Regions from separate parts of the Homo sapiens genome. Here region 2 is linked to region 1. Evidence: chromatin loops called from intact Hi-C (ENCODE). Cell type or tissue: ascending aorta. All regions are shown on one strand.

What was found. Peaks named below come from ENCODE experiments on the same cell type or tissue, not always from the same donor. Only the 100,000 strongest peaks of a DNase experiment are listed, where the experiment ranks them.
Region 2: a loop joins it to region 1, with 1.9 times the contacts of the local background. A loop is called at or near these places in 4 of 110 quality-filtered maps.

What each region holds. Positions count from the first base shown.
Region 1 is chr19:15,194,507-15,197,006 of GRCh38, forward strand. All of the region lies in intron 2 of NOTCH3 (notch receptor 3), which reads right to left. Among named protein-coding and RNA genes, the nearest start is that of NOTCH3, 5.2 kb to the right of the region's middle. RefSeq lists enhancers at 59-559, 560-1,060. In ascending aorta, a CTCF peak has its summit at 1,100; DNase peaks (open chromatin) are centred at 615, 1,005 and 1,637; H3K4me3 peaks cover 2,115 bases; H3K27ac peaks cover 2,500 bases.
Region 2 is chr19:15,431,624-15,434,123 of GRCh38, forward strand. The region is part of intron 5 of WIZ (WIZ zinc finger); the gene reads right to left. Among named protein-coding and RNA genes, the nearest start is that of AKAP8L, 14 kb to the left of the region's middle. RefSeq lists an enhancer at 24-622 and a silencer at 1,009-1,248. In ascending aorta, no CTCF peak of the experiment used is centred here; DNase peaks (open chromatin) are centred at 1,198 and 1,758; H3K4me3 peaks cover 1,958 bases; H3K27ac peaks cover 1,841 bases.

The DNA.
Region 1 (2,500 bases):
GCAGCCGTAGGAAGCTAAACCACAGGGTTAAGGGGGATAGAATGATGGGGTCAAGGAGGTGGAATTCTATTTTCACAGACATATGAAGGTAAGGAGGGGGCCATGGGGCTTTCTGGGGAACGGCATTCCAGGCAGAGGGAACAGCAAATGAAAAGTCTCAGACCCATGTCCAAGCGCGGTGGCTCACGCCTGTAATCCCAACACTTTGGGAGACCGAGGCAGGTAGATCACCTGACATCAAGAGTTCGAGACCAGCCTGACCAACATGAAGAAACTCCGTCTCTACTAAAAACACAAAAAATCAGCCAAGTGTGGTGGCACATGCCTGTAATCCCAGCTACTCCGGAGGCTGAGGCAGGAAAATCGCTTGAACCCAGGAGATAGAGGCTGCAGTGAGCCAAGATCGAGCCACTGCACTCCAGCCTGGGCAACAAGAGCGATACTCGATCTCAAAAAAAAAAAAAAAAAGGAAAAGGAAAAAAAGAAGTCTCAGACCCCAGGACACAACCACGCAGGCACACACAGACAGGCCCAGAAACCACAGCTACACACACAGAGGGACACACCAATTGGACGCCATGGCCTGGCCAGCACTCAAGACACCAACCCACAGCATCCCACGCGGAAATGAGCAACTCTCACTCACAGGGACAGACAGCAGGGCTCCCACAAACCCTCAAGTCCCTTCTCTGGGACTTATATAGCCTCTTATGCAGGGATGGGAGGGTGGAGGGTTGGGGTACTGACACCACTGTTGGTACCCTCATCTTGGGGGGGTGGTCCTTCAACCTGCAGCCCCCTCCCCAAGCCCACCAAGGAGTGTGAGGAATTGGAACTGGGAGGGGTTGGTCTTAAGACTGGAAATCTCCAAGGGGCACTAGCGGGGTCAGAGGGAGGGGCTTAGAGAAGCCAGAGAGTCCAAGCTCCGCCCCCCGACGCTGCCAACCCTCACCCCCCTCTATCCCCCCACCCTCCGCCCCTGGCGCGGTTGTCCTCCCTCCGGCTTGTCCCAGACGCCTGAGACTGAACTCAACAAGCGGCTGACTCAGTCCTTAGCGTCACCCGCAAGATCCCCCCCACCCCGGCCCCCAGCGAAACAGGTCGGGGCACGGCCGAGCAAGCAAGGGTGCGGGTGGCGTTGGGAGGGGAGGGCACAGCTCCCGTCCCCTCCTCCAAGGCCCGCAGGGCGACCACTGCGGCCCCGACCGCGCGTCGGGAGGGGGCGCGCTGCGCTGGGCGCCGAGGATAGCTGGTCCCACCGCCAGGCAGGGCGCGACCCGCGCGGGCCCCCTCCCGACGCCCCGGGCGGGTTCCCACGCTCTGCGTCCCGCGCCCCCGCCGACCGGTCGGGCCGGTTCCAGCCCCAGCCCGCGCCCCGCCCCACGGCCTAAGCTTTGGGGGAGACGGAGGGGGGAGCGCAGACCTAGTTAGGGGGGGCACGGCGGGTGAGGCGAGGACTAGGAGATGGGGACGAGGTCTATGGAAACGTCTGCTGCCGGTGGGGGGGTCTTGGGGGATCCATGGGTGGGGTGACAGCTTGGGGGCATCCTTGAAAGGACTTGAGTATTTGAGACCGTGAAAGAGACTCGTGGGGGGTGGAGGGCGTGTAGGGAGTGGTTCCCACAGCCCAACTCGGAGGACTGAGCCCGCTCCACTCCGGGCGATCCGGGCTCCGGGCGCCGCGCGCGCCGGTGATTCACCTGTCGAAGGGCGGGGCAGCCGCGGGCTCATTCACCTGTCGGCAGTATTCCAGGCGCGGAGCTCCACTGCGCAGGCGCCCGGCCCCACCGCTCGCCCTCCCAGGTGTGTGGCTCCAGGTAAGGTCACACTTTTCCCCATCCCGCCCCACCTTCGCAGACCCCCCAGCCCCAGGAAACCCTCTCAGTCAGGCTCAGCCCTCCACAAAGGTGAGCCCGAGTGGGAGATCCAGCCAAAATAAATGTAGGTGTAACTTCAAAGCGGCTCTTCTTGGTCTAAAATCACCCCAGACCCACCCAGCTTGGGCCTGACCCAGTACTTGGCACACATGATGCTGAATAAATGAATACATTAATGAGTCAATCAATGGCTACTGCGTGAACTGCTGTTATTAATGATAGCATGAAAGGAGCCAAGCATTTCCTCATAACCTTGAGAGACTTCTCCTTAGAGCACCTGTTTCCTGCCTCCCTACCATTATTATTTATAATAATGCCTATGTTGAGCACATACTATATTCTGAGCACTTAATGTATGTTGAGTGCATACAGGAGTTATTATTGCCCCATTTTCCAGATGCAAAAACTGAGGCTCAAAAAGCTTGAATGCTCAAGGTGTCCCAGACCCCAGAATTTAAGCTGAGCTCTTTCTGTCTCTGCTCAGCTCCTTCCCAGCCTCTGCTCTGCTCCCTGCAACCTCTTGCCTTTCCTTGTGATATCTAACAACTAAATTGTTAAGTCCCTTCACAGTCGCCAGTGAAGCATTCCCTATTTCACAGGTGCAATGATGATCAGAGAGGGAA
Region 2 (2,500 bases), 240 kb after region 1:
GGGAGGTGGCTTCACAGCACTTGTGAGGAATCTCCACCAGACAAGACAGCTGGGGCTGCAGAGACAATGGGGGACCAGGGGTGGCCTACTGATCACAAGCTGGGCCCTAAGTGGGGTAAGGTGTCTGCACCTACAGCTATCTGACTTCGGACAGAAAGAGTTGGAATCACAGAACTTTGTGTTAAGTTTCTGAGACATCTATCAGGCCCGCAGCATCCCTGGGTGAGGAGTGTGTGGCAGAGGGAACCAAGGGTGAATTTTCACGTCTAGTTGTTCAAAGGGGCCTGGGAGGCCAGTTGAACTCCAAATTTAGAGTTCAGAGCAAAGGATGAAGGAACTGTGCCAAATGGGGCCTTGGAGGCGTTCAGTGGGATGTAACGGGGCAGGGGGCCATGTAGGTTCTATGCTCAGTTTGAGTCTCGCAGAAGCAAAGAGTAGGCGCTGAGGACTGGGGCACCGAGGACTTTGTCAAAGTCTCCGGGTCGGGTGGGCGCGTCTGTCAGATGGGGCAGGGCTGAAGTGAGTTTCCGCACCGGACGGACCGGAACCGTGGCAAGGGACGCTCCCGGGGCTCCAAAGGGGGCAAGGGACATCTGTCAGACGGGGCAAAGGTCTCGAGGAGCGGCGGAGGAGTGTTTCTGAGGCCTGGGACCCTGCGAGCGGCGACAGAAGGCCCTGGGCCCACACAACTAAAGGGCCTGGGGGAGGGGGGGGTCCCGCAGACTGGACGGAAGGCGTCGGGGGCGGCGGCACCGGCAGGCGGGATTCCGACCTTCCCCTCCCCACACCCTCCCAAGCGCGGGCTCTTACCGGGCGCGGGAGCGGACGCGGGCCCGGGCCCCGGCTCCGGCTCGGCCTTGGGCCCGTCCCGCGGCGGCGGTGGCGGTGGCGGTGGTGGTGGCGGCGGCGGCGGGGGTGGGGGCGGCGGCGGCGGCGCGGGGGGTGCCGCGGGGCCCGGGCTCGGGGGGCTGGGCGGGGGCGCCCCCGCGGGCGCGCGCTCCCGGGCGCCCCCCGCGCGCGGCCCCGCCGCCGCCTTGCTCTCCGCTTTTGTCACTCGGCACTGGGCGGTGGAGGCGGCCATCTTGGCTCCGGCGCACGCGGGGCGGCCGCCCCAGGCGGGAGCAGCTGAGCGCCGAGTGCCGAGTGCCGCTGCCGCCGCCGCCAAACCCGCTCCGCCCCGCCCCTCAGGGCGCGCCCAGGTTGGCCTGCCGAGTGCCGAGCGCCGAGCGCCGAGTGCCACGAGCGAAACCGTTCGTCTGGGCCCTGAGGGCGGACGGCTGCAGCTGCTGGAAGCTTGTCGCGCGCCCTGGCTAGCGGATGCACCCACGCTGGGCGCCCAGCGGCCTCTAACCGCCGCCCCAGCCCAGTCCCCGGACATCTCTATCCCTAGGATGGGAATCTTCCGGCCTCACTCAGACCCCCTTAAACAACGTCAAAACTCTTAAGAGCCCCGACGGGCGGAGCTAGGACCTGCCCTAGGACCCTGCCCCATTCCCTTTCCGGAAAGTCTCCATCTCCGAGTCGGGGATCCTGGAAAACACCTGATCTCCAACCACAAGAATCCCTCCAGTATCATCCTGTTATCCAACCGTCCCCCGACGGTGCCGTTCCGCAGACCTAGGGAACCCCACAAGGCCGGCAACACATTTCAATCACCGCCTGCTTCTCTCTCCGATTGTCCCCAGCTGTTCCTTGACAGTTGGGTGGGGCTAGAATCGGAACATTGCCCCGCCCCCAACCTGGCACCCGCCCCCTCCTGCCCACTTAGGGAGAGGGGGCAGGCTTCTAACGACAGCCTTGCAGCGCCAGTGCCCAGACCTAGCCCTAATGTTGCATATCCTTACTTAAGGCAAGGCTTCCAAGATCTTCCCAATCACTCCCTAACCGCCAACCCTCTGCCTCGCAGTTATTCACTGAAAGACTGGTCATAGCTCTCCCTCCCAAGGACAAGGCCAGGGCAGTGCCAAACCTGGCTCCTCTCATCCGTAGGCTGATTCCTTATACCCCAGTGCCTCCTGCACCCCTAGCCATCCTCAGAGCCAGCTCTGTCTCGCAGCCACCCCTGAGACACTACAAGCCAGACGTGGGTGAGCTGAGTGCCTGGGGAGCAGCCTTTAGCAGAAGCAAGAAGCCTGAGGTCAAGTCCCCACTCTGCCCCTTCCTGAGGTGTCACCTCAACCAGCCCCTGTCCTCTCTGAACCTCCAAGGAGAGGGGGCTTTGATAGCCCCACCCTCCCCTTTGCAGGCTCATGAATGCCCTTCAAGTGGGCTTGTGAGTGGGTCTGACTGAGCCCAGAGTACAGATCTAGGTAGGACCCCAGCAGCTGCAAGTAGGAATAGTACCGAAGGGGCCGGGTGCGGTGGCTAACGCCTGTAATCCCAGCACTTTGGGAGGCCAAGAGGGGTGGATCACTTGAGGTCAGGAGTTTGAGACCAGCCTGGACAACATGGTGAAACCCCATCTCTACTAAAAATACAAAAAAAATTAGCTGGGCATGGT